Regions from separate parts of the Mus musculus genome. Here regions 1 and 3 are each linked to region 2. The links are chromatin loops, found by intact Hi-C in ENCODE. Cell type or tissue: heart. All regions are shown on one strand.

Region 1 (8,000 bases), 270 kb before region 2:
ATTCAGGAATTTTTCCCCTGTGCCCATATCTTCGAGGCTTTCCCCCACTTTCTCCTCTATAATTTCACTGTCTCTAGTTTTATGTGGAGTTCCTTGGTTCATTTAGATTTGACCTTAGTACAAGGAGATAGGAATGGATCAATTCCCAATCTTCTACACGATAACCATCATTTGTTGAAAATGCTGTCTTTTTTCACTGGATGGTTTTAGCTCTCTTGTGAAAGATCAAGTGACCATAGGTGTGTGGGTTCATTTCTGGGTCTTCAATTCTATTCCATTGGTCTACTTGTCTGTAACTATACCAGTATCATGCAGTTTTTTTTTTATCACATTATTGCTCTGTAGTACAGCTTTAGGTCAGGCATGGTGATTCCACCAGAGGTTCTTTTATCCTTGAGAAGAGTTTTTGCTATCCTAGGTTTTTTGTTATTCCAGATGAATCTGCAGATTGCCCTTTCTAATTCGTTGAAGAATTGAGTTGGAAGTTTGATGGGGATTGCATTGAATCTGTAGATTGCTTTTGGCAAGATAACCATTTTTATTATATTGATCCTCCCCCATTCATGAGCATGGGAGATCTTTCCACCTTCTGAGATCTTATTTAATTTCTTTTTTTAGAGGCTTGAAGTTTTTTATCATACAGATCTTTCACTTCCTTAGTTAGAGTCACACCAAAGTATTTTATATTATTTGTTACTATTGAGAAGGGTTTTCTTTCCCTAATTTCTTTCTCAGCCTGTTTATCCTTTGTGTAGAGTAATGCCATTGACTTGTTGGAGTTAATTTTATATCCAGGTACTTCATTGAAGCTGTTTATCGGGTTTAGGAATTCTCTGGTGGAATTTTTAGAGTCATTTATATATACTATCATATCGTCATCAAAAAGTGATATTTTGACTTCTTCCTTTCCAATTTGTATCCCCTTTATCTCCTTTTGTTGTGTAATTGCTCTGGCTAGGACTTCTAGTACAAGGTTGAATAGGTAGGGAGAAAGTGGACAGCCTTGTCTAGTCCCTGATTTTAGTGGGATTGCATCCAGGTTCTGACCATTTACTTTGATGTCGGCTACTGGTTTGCTGTAGATTGCTTTTATCATGTTTAGGTATGGGCTTTGAATTCCTGATTTTTCCAAGACTTTTATCATGAATGGGTGTTGGATTTTGCCAAATGCTTACTCAGCATATAACGAGATTATCATGTGGTTTCTGTCTTTGAGTTTGTTTATATAATGGATTACATTGATGTATTTCCATATATTAAACCATTCCTGAATCCCTGGAATGAAACCTACTTGGTCAGGATGGATGATTGTTTTGATGTGTTCTTGGATTTGGCTAGCAAGAATTTTATTGAGTATATTTGCATCGATATTCATAAGAGAAATTGGTCTGAAGTTCTCTATCTTTGTTGGATCTTTCTGTGGTTTAGGTATCACAGTAATTGTGGCTTCATAGAATGAATTGGGTAGGGTACCTTCTGCTTCTATTTTGTGGAATAATTTGTGAAAAACTGGAATTAAATCTTCTTTGAAGGTCTGATAGAACTCTGTACTAAACCCATCTGGTCCTGGACTTTTTTTTGTTGGGAGACTATTAATGACTGCTTCTATTTCTTTAGGGGATATAGGACTGTTTAAATCATTAACCTGATCCTGATTTAACTTTGGTTCCTGGTATCTGTCCAGAAATTTGTCTATTTCATTCAGGTTTTCCAGTTTTGTTGAGTATAGCTTTTGTAGAAGGATCTGATGGTGTTTTGGATTTCTTCAGGATCTGTTGTTATGTCTCCCTTTTCATTTCTGATTTTGTTAATTGGGATGCTGTCCCTGTGCCCTCTAGTGATTCTGGCTAAGGGTTTATCTATCTTGTTGCTTTTCTCAAAGAACCAGCTCCTCCTTTCTTTCATTCTTTGAATAGTTCTTTTTGTTTCTACTTGGTTGATTTCACCCCTAAGGTTGATTATTTCCTGCAGTCTACTCCTCTTGGGTGAATTTGCTTCCTTTTATTCTAGAGCTTTTGGGTTTGTTGTCAAGCTGCTAGTGTGTGCTCTCTCTAGTTTCTTTTTGGAGGCGCTCAGAGCTATGAGTTTCCCTCTTAGAAATGCTTTCATAGTTTCCCATAAGTTTGGGTATGTTTTGGCTTCATTTTCATTAAACCCTAAAAAGTCTTTAATTTCTTTCTTTATTGCTTCTTGACCAATGTATCATTGAGAAGAGGTTTGTACAGTTTCCATATGAATGTTGGCTTTCTATTATTTATGTTGTTATTGAAAATCAACCTTAGTCCATGGTGATCTGATAGGATGCATGGGACAATTTCAATAATTTTGTATCTGTGTGGCCTGTTTTGTGACCTATTATATGGTCAGTTTTGGAGGAGGTACCGTGAGGTGCTGAGAAGATGGTATATCCTTTTGTTTTAGGCTAAAAAGTTCTGTGGATATCTGTTAAAACCACTTGTTTCATAACTTCTGTTAGTTTCACTGTGTCCCTGTTCAGTTTCTGTTTCCACGATCTGTCCATTGATGAGAGTGGTGTGTTGACGTCTCACACTATTATTGTGTGAGCTGCAAGGTGTGCTTTGAGCTTTACTAAAGTGTCTTTAGTGAATGTGGCTGCCCTTGCATTTGGGGCATAGATATTCAGAATTGAGAGTTTCTCTTGGAAGATTTTACCTTTGATGAGTATGAAGTGCCCCTCCTTGTCTTTTTGATAAGTTTAGATTGGAATTCGATTTTATTTGATATTAGAATGGCTACTCCAGCTTGGTTCTTCAAACCATTGCTTGAAAAACTGTTTTCTAGCTTTCACTCAGAGGATGTTCTCTATGGAATCTTCTGCACCTGAGATTCTCTCTTCCATCTCTTGTATTCTGTTGCTGATGCTCGCATCTATGGTTCCAGATTTCTTTCCTAGGGTTCCTATCTCCAGTGTCACCTCACTTTGGGTTTTCTTTATTGTGTCTACTTCCCTTTTTAGGTCTTAGATGGTTTTATTCAATTCCATCACGTGTTTGGTCGTGTTTTCCTGCAATTCTTTGAGGGATTTTTGTATTTCCTCTTTAAGGTCTTCTACCTGTTTATCTGTGTTCTCCTGTATTTCTTTAAGTGAATTATTAATGTCCTTCTTGATGTCCTCTACCATCATCATGAGATATGTTTTTAAATCCGGGGCTAGCTTTTCAGGTGTGTTGGGGTGCCCAGGACTAGATGGGGTGGGAGTGCTGCGTTCTGATGATGGTGAGTGTTCTTGATTTCTGTTAGTAGGATTCTTACGTTTGTCGTTTGCCATCTGGTAATCTCTGGAGCTAGTTGTTATAGTTGTCTCTGGTTAGAGCTTGTTCCTCAGGTGATTATGTTAGCCTCTATCAGCAGACCTGGGAGACTAGATCTCCCCTTAGTTTCAGTGGTCAGAGTACTCTCTGCAGGCAAGCTCTCCTCTTCCAGGGAAGGTGCCCAGATATCTGGCGTTCGAACCTGCCTCCTGGCAGAAGTTGTGTTCCACTCACCAGAGGTCTTAAGATCTCATGGGTGATCCTGTGGGGGGTCCTTTCGGGTGTCCAGAGACTCCACAGGCAAGGAACCCCGGTGGTGTCATGGACCAGAAGGGATTTGTGACCCTAATACAGTTCATTCTTATCCTGCCACGCAAATTACTTCAATGCCTTTTGTTCTCTTAAACAACTTCAATGGGTGGATAAATTCCCCAGAAAAATCAAAACACTTGAATCATCCTTATAGAACACATTGTTCTTCATTTTGGACTGCTATATCCCTAACTTCAGATAATGAACATGTTTTCTATTCTAACTTGTACTGCTGTGACAACAGAATGAATTCAACTGGAGAAACAAGCAGGACTACCACCACCACCCCCCAAACTCTGCTTTGTGATCTTAGGACCACAAGGATCCTCCTCAGAGTCAATGTACAGAAAAATGTTTGCTCATTAATGGTCCTGAAAGTGTGACTCTGTGGCTGTAGCTTTCTATCATCCTACAGCCTGTGAGAAAAGCAAAGTTCCAGGCCTCTAAGTATACCTACTTATTGTGGAATACTAGAGAAGGAGTCCAGTAGTCTGTTTAAAGATATATCGTGGTGATTCTGATATTTACCACACTTTGACTATTAATATTTCTGATAGACATTCTGAATGCATTTGGCCTGATGGCCACAGGCTTAGAACAACCAATTCATTGCTAGGGTCAAAAGAAATAACTATTCTGTACCACTCCATCAAATAATTCTTTACCACAGCTGGTAATCCAGAAGACCCCAATGTTTGTTAATCCAAAGAATTCTCACTGGAGTATGGATATACCCAGTAATTTACACATCTATGGCAGTTTCTTACCACATGGTGGCATTAGAGTATGCCAAGCTAGTTTCTAGCAATTTGTGCCTTCAGTAATGAAATAGGAAGAAATTTGACAGATTAAATTTATTCTCAAGATGCTAAGATTCTTCCAGTTTGACATGGTACCAATTGGCATCAGACCACATGTGCTAGAAAGCTGAAAGTAAATATCAATCATAACTATTGATCTCTATGCTCTTCCCTTCATAGATATAACCTGCTTGGGATGAACTACATGACTCCTCACAAATGGAATTTCAGGACCAATTATAATTATTATAATAATCATAATGGGAAACTTGCCTGGTTTTTAGAAATAAATGAAAGTGCCTTTGAAATTATCTTTCCTTACAGAAAGAAATATATAGAAGTATTTACTACCCTAGGCATGTAAGTACAGCCCTAAATAGAAACATACATGTAGTTTGAAGTATAGAAGCACTATGTCCCTGACCAGTTCAGGTCTGAGACCTAGACAGCTAGTGAAATTTTTAGGTGCCTAGGAATAGAAAGACCAACATCTTAGGAGTTCAATAGGAGTATGCCATGCTAGTTTCTAACAATTTGTGTGTTCAGTAATGAAATAGGAAGAAATTTGACAGATTAAATTTAATGTCAAGATGCTAAGATTCTTCCAGATTGACATGGTACCAATAAAAAAATTTAATTGATGTATAGATGGGGTGTATATATACAGGAGTGTAGTTGTCCAAGAAAACAGAAGCATTGAATTCACATGAAGGTGGAGCTAAAGGTTATTATGAGCTGCAAAAACATGTGCTGAGAATCAAAATTGAGTTGTCTGTAATAGCAGTACACACTTTTAACCACTAAGCCATCTCTCTAGCCCCAAAACTAATTTTTCATATCATACCTAAATTATTGGTTCAGATTCTTAAAGAAAGGGAGAATTTGAATCATGACACAAGTATCAGGAATCCTTTCAGGCTACCATATTCACCATGGAGATTCCTCAAGCACAATCATGCCATTGTTCTCTGTAGCTACTCCCTTATTCCATGCACCTGTCATCATTTGAAATTACAGCCATCATTTGAAATTACCATGTGATGACACAGATATATTCTAAGAAATGTATTCTTAGGTGATTTGGGCATTGATTAAACATCACAGAATCTGCTTGCACAAATGATATCAGGTACATTCTCACTTTATTTGCTGATGTATTTGTCATGACTATTGCTGCATTCTCAAGAACTGGTGACTGCCAGAGCAGTGTCAGATAGGCAGACAACTTTGATGAGGAAATGAGTCAAGCAAAATTACAATATTTTTAATGTTCTGATTAGGATATGATTTTCACTGTGATATGATTTCAAACCAAACTAATTCGGTAGTGTCTTACTTCAGGAAGATTGCCCAGAGTCCCAGAGTTATTTGTTTTCTCATTTTAAAGTAATAAACATTTTTATTGAAAAGACTCATGAAATGCAACACTGAAAGAGAATCATTTCTTGTTCTTAGTCTCAAAAGAAAATCTTTCCACAAGTCACATAGAAAGACATTTACTTCATGATTTTTGAGATATTATCAACAACCAGGAAATATCTAATCTCTTTAAAAATAACAGTTTTTAGCATGTATGCCTGTATACATTAGCAAAAAGTTTTCTATAACTGTGAACATGATATTTTCTCATATTAAATGTTAAACCAACTTGACTATAATTAAATAGGACTCAGTCATGAAATATTATACTTTTCATATTTTTTTAGTATAATTTGACACCAATATAACACTAGCCAGCTACCCTCCTCTTACATTGTACTTGTCCTTTCTACACTCAAGGTCATAGGATCTTGTAATATTATCTAAGAATGTTCTCCATTTTCTGGTGTCTACATTGCCTGAGGAATTTTATAGAATTCACTGCAGAATTTGATAGGTCTGGAGTTTCCTTATCCTTCTCCCAGTGGTAAGTAAATCATCAAATCTTATTTGATATGATAATACAACTGCAGCATCTTTTTCAAGGTGCAGTATGCATCCAATTTGGTCTTGCTTCTATTATTTAGCTGTTCAAACTACCAAATCACAGTGAGGAGTTTATACAGAAAACAAACACAAGCAGGCACGCACACACACATGAATCCAGTTATCAGATTATCCTAGAAAGTATGTCAAATATGCCATCAAAATGTTGATCTTCTTAAGAATTCATAGAACCATATTCCTCCCCACCATAAAACGAAGCAAACCTTAATATCAAGATCAGTACTCTGAGTTCCAGCTTCTTTCAGACTTTGGTTCAATTAGTCTACAAAAAATTAACAGTTTTGAGGTCTACAAGCATCATGACATTGATCTTCCCCAGTTCCTACACTATTGGGACACCTGTCTGAAGTTAAACCACTGTTACCAAACAATGATTTCATTATTAATTTCTTTATTTAAAAAAAAAAACTTGATTCCATTAACCCAGGTATACCCTTACAAAGAATACTTTTGTGTGGTCCACGTTCTACCTTGAAACTTACTACTTGTGCTGAAAACTGTCTCACTTCTCATTGGCACTAAGTTTGGTCAAACAGCAAGTTGGACCTCTTATTCAAGTAACTGAAAGGGTATCCTTAAGTATCTATTGTAAATGGCTTTGTACGTGGTATAAAGAATGATCACAGAATTATTCACTATCAACTTCTGACAGAAATCTAGGCAGAAAATCTACAAAGCAAAACAGGTCCCATGAGAGGTGAATTTAGACTATAGATACAGAAACTGACAGCATTAATCCTATCTAGAAGCATGGTTAATAGATTGTCTTTTAGTCTTGGTTCTCAGGGCTGAGCTGAAGTTTAGCACTCAAAGAGAAAGAATGGGAAGAAGTGATATCACTCCAGCAAATGAAAGAGTAAGTGGAAGCCGGGTGTGGTGGCGCACGCCTATAATCCCAGCACTCGGGAGGCAGAGGCAGGTGGATCTCTTGAGTTCGAGGCCAGCCTGGTCTACAGAGTGAGTTCCAGGACAGTCGGGGCTATACAGAGAAACCCTGTCTCGAAAAACCAAAAAAAAAAAAAAAAAAGAAAAGAAAAAAAGAAAGAGTAAGTGGAGCAACGTGGCAAGCTAGTGAGGAGGGCCCAGGTCTCTGACTCTTTTTGGCAAGGTGTTCAGTCTTCCAGGGTTAAGAAGCTTCTTTTGTGACATGGAGGTAGTAATATTTTCCAGCTCTTGACACAGCCAAAATGAGAAGATGCCTATAAATTGCATCACATAATATTGATTATAAGAAAACCCTCAATGATTATATTCAAAATATACGAAAATAATTTTTAAAAACAAAACAAATTTATTTGAATTATTCAAAATTGGATGACATGAAAAGGAGATAAAAAAGAGGTACTCACCCCCCCCCCAAAGAGAGGGGCCAATTCAGGATCCATCGGGGTAAATGATAGATTTTGTATCCAGACACTCATCGAGATTTGCTGGAATGTTGAAATACTCGGCTGGTGTACACAGAGTGCATAAACATACACACCTACAGCTGAAAACTCAAACCTAAGTGTATTACAAGAGGTAAACTTGAATAAACTACTGAAGAGAGAAAAGAAGGGACAAAGATTACCAGATGGAACATCTTCTGTGTATATGCCCAGGAGTGGTATTGCTGGATCCTCTGGTAGTA
Region 2 (8,000 bases):
GCTGCCTACTGAGAGGCCCTGCCAGAACCTTACAAAATCAGAGGTGGATGCTCACAGTCAACCATTGAACTGAGCATGGGGACCCCAATGGAGGAGTTAGAAAAAGGACTGAAGGAGCTGGAGGGATTTGCAACCCCATAGGAAGAACAACAATATCAACCAGCCAGAGCCCCCAGAGATCCCATGGACTAAACAACCAACCAAGGAGTACACATGGCTCCAGGTGCATATGTAGCAGAGGATGGCCTAGTCAGACATCACTGGGAACAGTGGTCCTTGGTCCTATGAGCCCAATTGGTGCTCCAGTGTAGGAGAGTGGAGGGCTGGGAGGGGGAAGGGGTGAGTGAGTGGAGGAATAGACTCATAGAAGTAGGGGGAAGAGGAATGGGATAGGGGGCTTCTGGGAGCAGGGAAACCAGGAAAGGGTAAAACATTTGAAAGGTAAATAAAGAAAACATTCAAAAAAATAAAATATCCTATAAATATATAAATAAATAAATAAATAAAAGGTGTGTGTGTGTGTCTGTGTGTGTGTGTGTGTGTGAGAGAGAGAGAGAGAGAGAGAGAGAGAGAGAGAGAGAGAGAGAGAGAGATTGTTCTCTCTGCATTATTTGAGATAGAAAGTTCTGTCCACCATGGAAGCTTTCCCTTCTGGGATGTAATGGGAAGAATTGGTATGATTATTTAAAAAAAGGAAAAAGAAAAAAGTAGCATCACTTCATAGATTCTGATATTACTATCTGATATCACATACATTCCTGGTTCCTCTTTGCAAATGCATTAGACCTTGTTGTTAAGAAACTACCAAGGGCTACCCCCCCACCGTCTTCCTTCTGGCCCAGAGGAGGTCAACAGGGGCTCCAGTGCACTCTCCATGCTGCAGGTCCTCGGGATCACCTCTAGATCACAGGTGAGTGGAACGCAACATCAGCTCCAAAGAATTGCAGAGGGCCTTGTGCCAGCAGGAACAGGGACAGGGGAACCCCACCCGACCAGAGGCTGGGATCCCTTCTGGTTGGGGCCATCCCAGCCATCTTCCTTCTGAACCCGACGGATTCCGATGGGGGCCCTAGAGTACTCTACACGCGCAGCAGGTCCTCAGGAAAGCCTCAGGATTGCAGGGGGGTAGATCGCAACATCAGCTCCAGAGAGTCAAGGAGGGTCTTGTGCCAGTGGGGGCAGGGATGGAGGAGCCCCACTTGACCAGATGCTGGGATCCGATCAGATCGGGACAGGCCCAGCCATCTTCTGCGTGAACCTGGTCGACAGCAACTGGGGCTCTCCATGCCACAGGACCCCTAGGACACTCAGGACCTCATGATCACCTGACAGCACGTGGGCAATAGAAGCAACAGAGCTTCTTGGTCAGGGTCCCTTCAGGCCTTCATCCTCAGCCAGGAGACAGAGCTGAGACCCAGATTCCTGGGCACCTTCCTTGCCAGTGAAGAGTTGGCCTACAGGGAGGGCTCTGACCCCAGGACTCAGGAGGTGGATCAGAGCTCCAGACTTCTGGACAAGAGGAGAGCTTGCCTGCAGAGAGTGCTCTGACCACTGAACTCAGGTGAGAGTTGACAGAGGCTAACAGAATCACAGGAGGATCAAGTTACAGCCAGAGGCAGCTTGAACATTAACACCAGAGATTACCAGATGTTGAAAGGCAAACGTAAGAATCTTACTAACAGAAACCAAGAACACTGGACATCAACATCATCAGAACCCAGTACGCCCACCACATCGAGTCCTGGATACCCCCAACACACCCGAAAAGCAAGATGCAGATTTAAAATCATATCTCATGTGTTGGAGTCCATATCATGAGAAAGTAAGCCTTTCACAGTTTCCCACCCTAACAAGTTAAATGGCCTTGTGTTAAGGAGCTGGTTGCCTCCTCCTCCCCATTCCCTTCCTGGCACCTAAGACCCTAAAAGTTTGAATTATAGTCCCCTCTTCCTTATCTCTTCCTGACTCCCAAGACGTCTAAGGACATGAGCTATGCACTGAGCCCAGCCTGACACCCAAGGTTGTTAAGGAGGAATCTACATTCCGGAGATAAGACCCAGGATGCCTCCCGCCTGCAGTCTGAATTCGGCCTTCATGTCCCCAGATGCCCACTTCTTTATTCTTTGTTAATCCCCCCTCAGCCCCTCCCTATTTTCTCTCACTGTGTGCTTATAATCAGGCTCCTAGCCTTCATTAAACAGACCTTAACAACTCTTTGCTTGGTCTTGCTTCATTTTCTCGCTCATTTCTCTTGCATGTTTGCGTTCCCCCTTGTACCCACGAATAACTGGGTCTTGCTGGACGGGACAAGTGATGCCTCAACGTGGAGCCGAGGTTTGGACTGTTTACCTTAGGTGGAGATTACAGAGTTTGACTACCCCAGAGAAGTTAGAGAAAAAATAAGTAGTGGAGGACCACTCACACAGCTTATGGGAGAAAGCAGCCCTCGGTAAGTGATTCATTTCCACTGAGAAATGGAAACTAAGCTTTCGAAAGAGGCAGCCTTTATAAAAGGCTTAAAGATGTCTCTCAGGGGAAGAGGAGTTAGAGTTAAAAAGAAAGATTTGGTAAACTTTTTTTATTTTCATAGACCAGGCATGTCTATGGTTTATTATAGATGGAGCAGAGATACAATGCAAGAAATGGAGAAGAGTAGGTAGAGAATTAAATGAAATTTTGGCAAAGCAGGGCCCTGATGGTATTCCTGCAAATATATTTACTTATTGGAGTCTAATCCGTGATTTTGTAGAGAGTGCAGTCAACGATCAGGAGAAACAGCAGCTTTTGTCAGTAGCAGAATACTACCTCCATCCCCTGTTTCAGGAAGCTTCAGAGAGCTCCCCTCCCTATCAAAAGGCCTCCAATAGCTGCAGACAGGCCCGAAGTCCCGCAGGTTGCTCTCTACCCCCATATCCTGTTAAGCACATCGCCTACTGATCTGCCATTGATCAATCCAGTCTTTAAAAAACCTTTGGCCGAAGGCCCTTTAGTTTCTGGGGACGCAGACACTTAAGAAGAAGAGGTAGTCCGTCCTGGTAAGCCCGTGCAACTGCCTAGCGCTTCAGCTCCTCCCTGCAGCACCCCGCCTTATCTGCCACTGTTGAGTTCCCACTCCGTGGCCCCAGACATTGCTGGTCCCTATTCTTTTTTTTTATTTTATTTTATTTTTTTTTTAAAGATTTATTTATTATTAAATGGAAGTACACTGTAGCTGTCTTCAGACATCCCAAAAGAGGGCTTCAGATCTCATTATGGATGGTTGTGAGCCACCATGTGGTTGCTGGGATTTGAACTCAGGACCTTCAGAAGAGCAGTCAGTGCTCTTAACCGCTGAGCCATCTCTGTCCCTATTCTGATTGATGCTAAAGACAAGCTCGCTTCTCAGGTAGCAGGATTACAAGAAGTTTTAGAGCTCCAGCAACAATACGCCCATCTTTCTACAGAGCTCGCTTCACTTCAAAATTCTTTAAAAGAGATTATCCTTGCCCCTCCCCCAGTCGCAGCCTCAGCGGCGGCATAAAAAAGAAAGCCCCCCCCCCCCCCCGACTGTGAAAACTAAAACATTGGCTTTCCCCTTAATCACTCACTCCACGAGAGCAGATAGCTACGACCTGACCACTTCTACAGCAGAGGAACAGCCCCCAGTCACCCATGCCAAATCTGCTTCTGCAGAAATTGGGTCTTTAGAAACGCCCCAGGCCGACCTCTCCGCGGACACTATCAGAGAGGGCGGAGAGGATAATGAGAGTGAAAACGAAGTGGAACGTGAGCCAGAGGGACAAATATTTGCTCCTGTCCAGCAGACAGAATTCCGCAGACTACGTTTCAAAGACTTAAAAGAGCTTAACTCTCAGTTCCAGCTTATGGCCCATCTGCCCCCTACATGCTTTTGCTTCTAGAAGCTCTTCCGGGAGGTGGACATATGCTCCCCAGTGAGTGGATTAAAGTAGTTCAAACTGTGTTAACACGCAGACAATTTCTCTCATGGAAAGCCGATTTCCACAATCAGTGTCCGGCAGTTGCAGTGGCTAATCAGAAAACTCCTCGGGCGCCATCTGCTGGCTGGACCTATGAAAAGCTTTCTGGTCAAGGTAAATACATGGCAGAAGCCAGGCAGAAACACTTCCCTGTGGGTCTTTTGGCTCAGACTGCTAATGCAAACCTGGGTGCTTGGCGCACTATCCCTATAAAAGGTTTGGTTATTACGCCTCTAACCAAAGTTATCCAAGGGGCCCAAGGGGATTTTAGTGAATTTGTGAGTCGTTTGCTTGAGGCTGCAGAGAGGACCTTGGGGCATGAGGATGCAGATAGCAAACTAAACAATTGGCTTATGAGAATGCTAATTCGGCCTGTAAGGCTGTTTTTTTGCGGTAAATTTAGAGACAAAGATCTTAATGAAATGATTCGTCTCTGCCGTGATGTAGATACTTTTACTCACAAGATGTCTCAAACAGTTAATCTTGCGATGGGTGCAGCCGTCCAGCATGTCGTGGCAATTGGCACAGCTCTTAAGCAGGCAGGCCCACAGAAAAGTTGCTTTAAGCGTGGCCAGCCTGGACACTTCGCACGACAGTGTCCCACTACGCCTTCCCTTAACGGTGCCCCAGTGATGTCTACTGGCCATTCTTCTCAGCCTACACGGCGTAATTTTCTTTGTCTACGCTGCAAAAAAAAAAAAAAAAAAAAAAAAAAAAAGGCAGACATTGGGCCAACACCTGCCAATCCCCAACAGATGTTTCTGAGAATTTCTTGCCTCCCTTTCAGGGAAACGGCTATGGGGGACAGCCCCGAGTCCCCAAGACCATCCCATTTCTTCTGGCCACGGGTAACAGCCAGCAGACAAACCAGCCACTGGTCTCTCCAGAGCCACTGCAGGTAGTACAGGATTGGACTTGTGTTCCGCTGCCGACTCAATTTTAACACCCGAGGATGGCGTTCTTATCCTTCCCACGGGGGTCTTTGGGCCTCCTCCACCCAATACTTATTTTCTAATATTAGGGCATGCTTCCACCACTTTAAAAGGGCTTACTGTCCATCCCTCATTAGTAGATAATGACTACACTGGAAAAATTAAATTTTTAGTTAGTACCTCTCAAGGTCCAATATCTATATTCAAAGGGCAACATCTAGCACAAGCCTTGCCTCTACCTTTAGACACTTCCTATCCAGCAATGAGCACTCGTCGTGGCTCCTCACAGCCAAGGTCATCAGACCTTTCCTGGGTCCAAGCAATTACCAAAGACTGCACTCTGCCTTAAGATAAATGGCAAGAGCTTTGAGGGCCTCTTAGACTCAGGTGCTGATTCCACTGTAATCTCACCAAGTGCCTGGCCCGCTGCCTGGCAGTTAAAGGCCTCTTTAACTCACTTACAGGGGATTGGACAATCAAAAAATACTCTCCAGAGTTCACAGCTGTTGATTTGGGAAGATGGTGAGGGAAACTCTGGCTCTATTCAGCCTTATGTTGTCCCGGGTCTGCCTATTAATTTGTGGGGGAGAGATATTCTCTCTCAAATGAGAGTCATTATGTGCAGTCCCAATGAAGTCATTACTCAACAAATGCTCACCCAGGGTTATCTCCCTGGACAGGGACTAGGTAAATTTGGACAAGGGAGGCCTGAGCCAATCGAAATCCCTCCCAAGGTCGATCATGCAGGCTTAGGTTACAACTCCCATTTTTCATAAGGACCATTGCTCTCCCTGCATGCCAGACAGATAAAATTACATGGAAAGATGACACCCCTGTCTGGCTTGACCAATGGTTCCTTCCTGCAAAAAAATTGTCGGCAGCCATAGAGTTAGTGCAGGAACAGTTGGCAGCTGGACACATTGAATCTTCCACTTCGCCTTGGAACACCCCTATCTTTGTTATAAGAAAACAAAATGGTAAATAGAGGCTGTTACACGATCTTAGAGCAGTTAATAAGACCATGGTCCCCATGGGGGCCCTACAACCTGGGATCCCCTCTCCAGTGGCTATTCCTAGGGGATATGCCAAATTAGTAATTGATTTAAAAGATTGTTTCTTTTCCATTCCTCTCCATCCTGAAGATTTTAAACGCTTTGCATTTACCCTCCCAGTAGTTAATTATATAGGGCCTTCTCCTCACTTCCAATGGAGGGTCCTTCCTCAAGGCATGGCCAAATGTCCCACCCTTTGTCAGAAATATGTGGTACAAATTATTGATCCATTCAGAATATCTTACCCTGATCTATATGTTGTCCACTACATGGATGACATTTTGATTGCTGGATCTGATGAGGACCAATTATATATTGCTGGTCAAAAACTTGTTAATGCCCTTCAGAGTCAAGGACTCCAGGTTTCTCCAGAGAAAATTCAGATCCACCCTCCTCACTTGTTTTTGGGTTTTGAATTATTTCCTAACAAAATTCTCTCTCAAAAGGTTCAGGTAAGTCAAGATTCCTTGCAAACTCTTCATGATTTTCAACATTTGTTAGGAGATATTAACTGGCTTCACCCTTATCTGAAACTTACAACAGGAGAGTTAAAACCTTTGTTTGACATTCTGTGAGGGGACTCAGATCTGTCCTCTCCACGCATGCTAACTCAAGAGGCACGAGTGTCACTAGCTAGAGTAGACCAAGCAATCAATGAACAAAATATTGGATATTTCTTCCCAGAACTCCCCCTCCAGTTCCTTGTCTTCCCTACTTCCTTTTCACCCACAGGTCTGCTGTGGCAACTTAAACCTTTGTTTTGGGTCCACCTGCCAGCCTCTCCCTCTAGAGTGCTGCCCACATATCATCAGTTGGTTTCTAATGTTCTGTGCCCGGGCAGAGAAGCTACGTTGAAGCTTTTTGGCAGAGATCCAAATATTTTGTTCTCCCCTATGATACCTCCCAGGTTCAGTGGTTAATCAAAAATAGTGATGATTGGGCCATTAATTGTATCTCCTTTCAAGGTGTAATTGACAATCATTACCCTGCTGATAAACTGGTTCAGTTTCTACATAGGACACCTGTAGTTTTCCCTAAGAGAACAAAGCCAAACCTGATTCCTGTGGCTATGTTAGTTTTTACTGATGGGTCCTCCTCAGGTATGGCTGCTTTTAATATTGGTGGGGAGGTCTCACGTTTTATGACAGACTTTTCCTCAGTGCAGCTTGTTGAACTGGCAGCTATTGTTAAAGTGTTTGAACTCCTGCCAAAAACCCTTTCAATTTGTATACAGACAGTGCCTATGTGGCCACCTCTGTTCCTCTTTTAGAAACCATCCCATATATTTGCCCTTCTACCAATGCATCTCCAATGTTTGCTAAACTTCAGAACCTTATTCTTGCTCGTAATTTTCCCTTTTTATTGGCCATATTCATGCTCATTCTGGCCTGCCTGTACCTTTGTCTGAAGGCAACGATATAGTTGATCAGGCCACGCAGGTAATAGCTTCTGCCTTGTCAATTACCGCTCTTGCTGCTGCTCAATAGGCCCATGATTTTCATCATCTTAATGCCCATACCCTGAGGCTTAAATTTTACATCATCGGTGAACAGGTTCGACAAATTGTTCGGCAGTGTAAGGGCTGTTGACCCTTTTACCTGAGCCACATGTGGGAGTTAACCCCCGCGGACTAACCCCTGATGAACTGTGGCAAATGGATGTCACCCTCTACACCCACTTTGGAAAGCTAAAATATATTCATGTCTCTGTTGATACCATTAGTGGTTTTATCTGTGCATCTTTAAAAACAGGAGAGGCCACCAAACATGTTATCAGCCATGTTCTCTCCTGCTTGGTGGCTGTGCCAAAGCCTAAGATCCTCAAGACAGACAATGGCCCAGGATATGCTAGTGCCAGCTTTAAACAGTTCTGTGCTCAAATGGGCATTAAATATATTACTGGCATTACCTATAATTCCCAAGGCCAAGGTATTGTAGAAAGAACTCATCAAACCCTTAAGAACATGCTTTTCACCAGAGACACTGAAACTTATTGAGGAGAAAGTAGAGAAAACCCTCGAAGATATGGGTACAGGGAAA
Region 3 (8,000 bases), 750 kb before region 2:
GATGTTCTCTATGGAATCTTCTGCACCTGAGATTCTCTCTTCCATCTCTTGTATTCTGTTGCTGATGCTCGCATCTATGGTTCCAGATTTCTTTCCTAGGGTTTTTTATCTCCAGCGTTGCCTCCCTTTGCGTTTTCTGTATTGTTTCTACACGCCTTTTTAGGTCTTGGATGGTTTTATTCAATTCCACCACCTGTTTGGTCGTGTTTTCCTGCAATTCTTTAAGGGATTTTTGTGATTCCTCTTTAAGGTCTTCTACCTGTTTAGCAGTGTTCTCCTGTATTTCTTTAAGTGAGTTATGAAAGTCCTTCTTGATGTCCTCTACCATCATCATGAGATATGCTTTTAAATCCTGGTCTAGGTTTTCAGGTGTGTTGGGGTGCCCTGGAATGGGCAAGGTGGGAGTGCTGGGTTCTGATGATGGTGAGTGGTCTTGGTTTCTGTTAGTAAGATTCTTATGTTTACCTTTCGCCATCTGGTAATCTCTGGAGTTAGTTGTTATAGTTGTCTCTGGTTAGAGATTGTTCCTCTTGTGATTCTGTTAGCCTCTATCAGCAGACCTGGGAGACTATATCTCTCCTCTGAGTTTCAGTGGTCAGAGCACTCTCTGCAGGTAACCTCTCCTCTTACAGGGAAAGTTCACAGATATCTGCTGTTCGGACCTCCCTCCTGGCCGAAGATGAAGGCCGGAAATAGGACCTGTCCCAGAAGCTGTGTTGCTTCGGCCTGTCACAGAAGCTGTTAGCCTCTGTTGTTCACACTCTCACCTGCACAGACTAGTTCGGAGGGATCCGGGAACCAAGATGGCTCCTCCAGGTGCTCCTGCAAAGCCCTCCTGGGCAGGGCGGATACCTATCCCTGGCTGGGAAGGTGCCCAGATGTCTGGAGCCTGAAAAGGGGGCTGCCTCAGAAGCTCTGTGGCTCCCGCCTGTCCCAGAAGCTGTTAGTTTCTGTAGTCCACACTCTCACCTATGCAGACTACTTTCATCGGAGTCCTGGAACGAAGATGTCTCCCATTGAATGTTTCAATACTACTTGATAGTGATAGTCTATGTGTAATTTTACCAGTAAAGTGGGTTCCTTGATCACTTTGTATTATTCTCAGTATACCATAAGCTGAAATCCATGACTACAATGTAAATATTGTTAATTTTTGGTCTGGTTTGGGCCCCGTCTGGCCATACCTAATCCTGTGTAGACATCTACTCTTGTGCATGTGTATTGTTTCTTATACTCATTTAATGGTCTTATGCAATCGATTTGAAGTGTGTTATTAAAATGTAGTCTCTGAGTGCCTATTCCATCGTAATTATGCTTAAATCTGATTTTGGTTGCAGGGCATCCTTCACAATTCTATATGGAATTCTTAATTTTATTATATGTTATGGCTATGTTCCTTTGAGTGAACCATTGGTATGCTGCATGGCTTCCTGCATGTCTGAGGAATTTGTGTATTTGTTCTATTTCTTCTCTTGTAACCTTTGCCTGTGTGTGGGGAGTCACTCCGGTCCATTTCCTCTTAAGTTTAAGTTTTGTAGGCCCTGTCTGTTCACTTTAGTAATGTGCCTCAAGTTTTACTGCCATACTTGCCAGTCTGTCTGCTTCGTTACTATGTTTAGTTCATAGCTCATCTTTGTTTTGGTGGGCATCTACATGATATACCTTAATTCTAATGTATTTGCTGAATTGAGCTGTCTCCATCCAAGCTTCTTTAGAACATAAGTCTTTTCCATTGATTTTCCACTTTGTTAATCTCTATTATTTCTGGCCAAATTGCTATTCAACTGGTCATGCACCAAGAGTCTGTAAAAAGGTGTAAGTCCTTTTCATCCTTATGTGACTGTCTTCCTGTCAACAGGGCTGCTATTACTTCTGCATGTTGTGCTGATTTGCTCTTTCCTACCTCTATTAGTACCATTCCATCTTCCTGCCTGAAAGCTGTTGCTCTCTAGCACACCATGTTTTTTTAGTGGTGGCTGAGTCATCAGTAAACCATTAATATATTCTAATTGCCATATCCCTTTATATAGAGGATATCTATTATCATGGTGCTATCTACATTGATATAAATTAAATTACTAAAGTGCTTTATATATTCTAATATAATTTTTAATGCTTCTTCCTGGGGTGATCCCCAGGTGAAATCAGATGCTTTTTTTTTTAAACTATGCTGTATAATGGTTGGACCAACAATTAGAGGTATGGTATATGTTGCCTCCAATACCCAAATAAACCTATTAAATTCTGGGATTCTGTCTTATTCTGGGGTCTTGGTAAGTTTTTTTAATTTGTTAATTATTTCTGGGGGAATGGATGGTCCTCTAGTTGACCAGTGTACTTCACTTCCTCTGCTGGTCCCTTTACTTTGTCTTTATTAATGGTCAATCCTTCATTTGTTAGGTGTGCAATTAAGCCTGCTACTGTTTTATTTAATATTTGGTTATCATTTGATATTAATAAAAGGTCATCTCCATATGAAAAAATTATTACTTCTTCTGGTGTGTGGAATGACTCTAAAGCTCATCTCCATGCATTGTGTGCTATAATTGGGCTATTTTTGTATCCTTGTGGAACTCTAGTAAATTTTTATTGTTTTCCTTCCCATGGGAATGTAGTGATTTATCTAGAGTTGGGATGTAGGGGAATGCTGAAGAACATGTCTGTTAGGTCTACTCTGGCTAACCATGTGAGTGCCACCTGCCTGATTTGCAGAAATATATCTTCTACATCTGGCAATTGTCCTGGCATCTGCTCTGATAGGTATTTATGTTCCTGTAGTCTACTGAATCTCCATTTGTTATTGGGTTTCTTTACTGGCTACCCTGGGTTTTAAATATTGTGTCCCTCAGGTTGAAAGGGATGTCGTTGTTCTCTTAGGTTTTTCTTGGGTGGCATCCTGTTCATAGGTCTTGCCCCTATGCTTGGTCTTTGGTTGTTGAATCCTGGGTGAGGGAATCCTCGGCCGTTGGGTCCCCCCTGCCCTAAAATAGGTCTGTGAAGAGCTTGCTCCAACAAGTGTCTGGTGGGATTCCATGAGTGGCTTGGTCCTGATCTAATTTTGAGGTTGGTATTCTGTCTTCCAAGCGGTCTTATGTTTTTGAACTGTCTCTGTACTCCATTATATTTCTTACTTTTAGTGGGTAGGGATACTACCTTCTCTGAGTCTAACTCTCTGTATGATTGTTAGAAGTCTATGACATCTGCCACAGTTTGACATCCTTGCAGTGGTCCGGCTAGGGTCATCCTGAGATGTTGTGGAGCTCCTTTTAACGGGGTTTTCAAGAACTGGGCCAACGTTGGTGCTGCCTATGGGGTAGGTACCTGGTTGTAGGTGAAGTAGAGCACTCCTAATTTTCTTGCTAACTGAATTGTTTCCTGTAAACTATTCCATTTTGCTGAGGCCTCAAACTGAGTTAAATCTAAGGAGGGGACCACATGTCTCCGAGCTGCAGTTATCCAATCAAGCATTGAGTGCATATCTCCCCAGGAGGTACCTAACACTTGCTCTAAAGCATCGAACACTGTGAGGTTTTTCACCATGTTCCTAATTTTGCACATCTTTTGGTCTGATAACATTGTATCTGCTCCCTTCTCCCACAGTTTCACAATTTAGCATGCATCCTTCATGCCATTCTGGGCAGTCTTTTCTTAGTTCAATAAGTTCTTGTGGGGTATATGCTATGGTTTCCATCATCACCTCCTTGGGACTGGAATCTCCAGAACCCCTTCCTGGTGTTTGAAGCCTGGGGACTGTCACTGGTAGTGATGGGACCAGTCCTGTTTCTAGGGCATTTTTGAGAGGGTTAGAGTCCTTTAGTCGTTTTGTGACATTCATGGTTAGCCTTTTGCCCATAAGTTGATCCTCATCCAGATCGACTATAGTCTTCATGAGAACGCTAGGTATTTCTTTTTGTGATGCTCTCTCTATGGTAGGCTCCACCTGCTGAGGTGCTGCTAATGGGATGTCAATTTTAACTTCCTTGAATTTAGTCTTAGTCTTAACTATGCAATTAGTATCCTGCCAAGTTCTTTCCACTGAGGCAGAGGCCTCCTCGTCCTCCAATTTTATCTTTTTCATAGCTTTGATGAGTTTTTCTAGTCTGCTCCTGGTGTTAACGGATAGGCTACATGGTACAGTGCCTTCACTGTTTTCATTTTAAAGTACCAGGCGACATTACTTTCTGGTGGGTTTTTCAATAATTTATTAAATAATTTATGTACCCGTCTCATTAGTCTTTTGCCAGTCACTCTCTCATTAGGCTCGGAGATCTCTACCCTCACCCTTGGCTCTTTGGCTTTTGGGGTGTGAGTTTCGGCCCCGCCCTGAATCCTTTTCTGCACTCTACCCACTCTTCCTCATTCACTTTTCGAGTCAGAGTTGGCTTTGAGGCATGGTAAGGAAGGCAAGTGCCTGCTAAGTTTAGGGATCCCCTCTTGGCCTTTCAATGTACTCTGTGGTTCTACCTGCTCTTTTTCATTCCCTTTAGGATCACAAGTGGCTTTGAGGCATCAATTTTGACATCAAGGCCAGCGGTTCTTAGACTAGAAGCATATCTGAATATTTATTGCGTGGTATATTTACCTATTGCGTTTGATTTAAGGCAAGACTGTGTGGTGTTAAAGCAGCTCTGATTTTTACCGCCCGGCAAATGGCCTGCAATTTAAACTGTGGCCTCTAGATGGTGCTAAGTGGCTGCTAAACTCCAGCTGGCATTCTCCTGTCAACGCCCAATGTTGAGAACTGCTGTAAAACAGGGCAGAAAGCAAATTCCTTGAAACTCAATGGAAAAGGTTCTAATACTTTTTATTTATTCATAAACAGCAAAAAACAAATAAATGATGAAATGGGCCCACACTTGTTCTTTCACACACACTTCTCCCTAACCTTTCCGATCTGGCAGTCATGGCCTAGCCTTGGTTCCTTGCCTTTGATCATGCAGTCCCAGATAAAAGGCACAAAACTTTTCTTTATATATTTATATTAAGCCTTTAATGTGCTAGAGCTGGGCAGATATCTACCCTCTAAGGTAGTACTATCTACTTCCCTATCAATAAATCCAAAATATGACCTGCCCTGTTCCTCCTGGGTGGTTCTTACTCCGACTGAGCAGCCCTCATGGTCAGTTCTCACCATCGCTTTCCTCATGGCATCTTCTACACATTCTCTCTTCCCTTGTGGGACTACCTCTGACCCCAAGCCCTGGAACCAAAACCTTCCCTATTTTCCTCTGCCCAGCTCTAGGCTGTAGACTGACCCGTCCAGTAGGTCCAGTTATTCGAGGGTCTCGAGGGCACCTTCTTCTAAGAACCAAATGGGGGGAGGAAGAGACAGAAACCAAGTGCAGGAACGACAGGGAAGCAGTCTGAGTAGCATCAAGGTCTCACTGTATTCAGCAAGGCTCAAGGCTTAAATGCACAAGCAAAAGGGGAAGTACTTCTCAGCAGGAGGAATGGCGCAGTAGAAATGCACAAGCAAAGGAGGAAGTACTCAGCAGGAGGGGTGGGGCAGTGGAAATTTTTCTTTTGGCAGCTACAAGGGGAAGCAGGAACTTGGTGGTATCAGGGTGTGGCCAGGGCATCTGGTGCTGACTTAGGGCTGGAACATTCTGTGGTTGTTCTTGGAACGGTGCGTTGGTGGCCCACTTTTGACCCCCTTTTCTTCTCAGGGGTAGAGGCCCAATTCGGAGATCAAGACAATAGAGTTGTCTTAATAGCTCCCAACATCGCCCCCGTTTTAATATTTTTATAAAGGCATATTGGATAATAAATTTGTAGCCACGTTTTTAATGGCTGCCTAAATGTCTGTTTGCTCACTGGGTGATTCTCTAAAACCACGAAGGACACAATGACCAGTCATCTATGAGGCTTGAATTAACGGTTCCAGTCTGTTGGGTATAACCTGGGCTAGCCAAGGGATTTAGGAATGAAGCAAGCTCCGTGGGTAGAGGTAGAGGTCTGATCCCCAGTGTGCAATGTTAGGGGCCATGTACAGGATTGACTCTCAAGCCCACAGATTTTTACCCAGAGTAACCCTGACCTGCTCCTGTGCCGTTTTTCTTGGGGGAAGGACCCTAGGGCACTCAACCTTCATGCAGTCAGACATGCCTCTTAGAGACTGTCTAACAGCTTCCAGACTAATCTCTGTGCAGTGCTTAGTCTTACAACTCTCACGGGCGATGGCTTCAAGTTCCAATTTTTCGATGTGTCTAGCCTGGGATGACTGTTTAGTTTCCAATGTGGTGAGAATGTATATTACCATGTCGGAAGCACAGTCTACAGCAATCTATAAATGATTCGTGGTATGAACTGATTGCCGAATTTAGGGGGAGGGGAATGATCTTACTTAAGCATTTTATGGAAATTGAGTCTCTCTCCCCGAGAAGAGGGTGATGAAGTGGTATCCACGTCTGACTCTTCTCCAGTAACCTGCTTGTTATTGCCAACGTCCAGCTGATTGTAATGAACTGAAACAGATGAGCTTGAAAGAGATGAATCAACCCCCCTCCTCCTGCCTCCATGAAGGTGCTCCTCCACCCACCCACCCACTCCTGCCCCACTGCCCTAGCATTCTCCTATACTGTTGTATCAAGCCTTCACAGGACCAAGGGCCTCCCCTTCCTATTAAGCCAGACAAGGCCATCCTCTGCTACATATGGAGCTGGAGCCATGGGTCCCTCCATGTGTATTCTTTGGGTGATGGTTTAGTCCATGGGAGCTCTGGGGGTTCTGGTTGGTTGATGTTGTTTTTCCTATGGGGTTGTGAACCCCTTCAGCTCCTTCAGTCCTTCCACTAACTCCTCCATTGGGGTCCCCCTGCTCAGTCCTATTGTTGGCTTCAAACATCCACATCTGTATTTGTCAGGCACTGGCAGAGCCTCTCTGGAGACAGCCATATCAGGCTCCTTTCAGCAAGCACTTCTTGGCATCAGCAATAGTGTCTGGGTTTGGTGGCTGCATGTGGGATGGATCCCCAGTGGGTGCAGTCTCTGGATGGCCTTTCCTTCAGTCTCTGTTCCACTCTTTGCCCCTGTATTTTCTTTAGACAGGAGCAATTCTGGGTTAAAATTTTGAGAAGAGTAGGTGGCCACAGCCCTCAAACGGGGGCCGTGCCTAATCTCTGGATCTGATCTGTGTAGGTTTTCTTTCCCCTTTGGTGGGCATTTTCAGCGAATCTCATCCCCATTGGGCCTGAAGCCTCTTGCTTTCCTGGCACCTGGGACATTCTGTTGGCTACCCCCAGTTCCCCACCCCACACTTCTGCTTAATTTTCTGACACCTCTCTGTACATCTCTCCCACACCTGATCCTTCCCTCTTCTTTTCCTCTCCCCCTCCTTTCATCCTTCCAAGTCCGGCCTACCCTCTACTTCCTGTGATTATTTTGTCCCCCCTTCCTATTTTTCATATATTATTTTTAATTGGATATTTTCTCTATTTACATTTCAAATGTTTTCCCCTTTCCAGGTCTCCCCTTCAGAAACCCCTTATCCCATCTTCCCTCCCCCTGCCTCTATGAGGGTGCTCCCCCACCCTCCCACCAGCTTCTACCTCACCCTCCGGAATTTCCTTACATTGGGGCATCAAATACCCTCAGGCCCAAGGGCCTCTCCTCCCACTGATGTCCAACAGGGCTGTCCTCTGCTACATAAGTGGCTGGAGCCTTGGGTCCCTCCATCTGTACTCTTTAGTTGGTGGTCCATTTCCCAGAAGCTCCGGGGTGTCTGGTCTGTTGACATTGTTTCTTGCTCCTTGGGGCTGCAAACCCCTTCTCTGGAGACAGCCATATCAGGCTCCTGTCAGCAAGCACTTCTTGGCATCCACAATAGTGTCCCAGGTTTGGTGATTGTATATGGGATGGCTAATATCCACTTATCAGTGAGTGCATACCGTGTTGTTCTTTTGTAACTGAGTTACCTCACTCAGGATAATATTTTCAAGTTCCATCCATTTGCCTGCAAATTTCATGAAGTTATTGTTTTTAATAGCTGAGTAGTATTCCATT

What was found. Hi-C counts contacts between places; a loop is a spot of excess contacts. Peaks named below come from ENCODE experiments on the same cell type or tissue, not always from the same donor. Only the 100,000 strongest peaks of a DNase experiment are listed, where the experiment ranks them.
Region 1: a loop joins it to region 2, with 16 times the contacts of the local background. A loop is called at or near these places in 10 of 42 quality-filtered maps.
Region 3: it touches region 2 in a loop (10-fold over the local background); 21 of 42 quality-filtered maps call a loop at or near these places.

The regions. Positions count from the first base shown.
Region 1 is chr3:64,303,354-64,311,353 of GRCm38, reverse strand. No RefSeq gene overlaps it. Among named protein-coding and RNA genes, the nearest start is that of Gm23897, 11 kb to the left of the region's middle. In heart, a CTCF peak has its summit at 4,357 (motif pointing right); no DNase peak of the experiment used is centred here.
Region 2 is chr3:64,035,965-64,043,964 of GRCm38, reverse strand. No RefSeq gene overlaps it. Among named protein-coding and RNA genes, the nearest start is that of Vmn2r1, 42 kb to the left of the region's middle. In heart, a CTCF peak has its summit at 4,059 (motif pointing left); a DNase peak (open chromatin) is centred at 4,034; H3K4me3 peaks cover 788 bases; H3K27ac peaks cover 596 bases.
Region 3 is chr3:64,787,789-64,795,788 of GRCm38, reverse strand. It overlaps the pseudogene Vmn2r-ps11. Among named protein-coding and RNA genes, the nearest start is that of Vmn2r7, 72 kb to the right of the region's middle. In heart, a CTCF peak has its summit at 4,667 (motif pointing right); no DNase peak of the experiment used is centred here; H3K27me3 peaks cover 595 bases.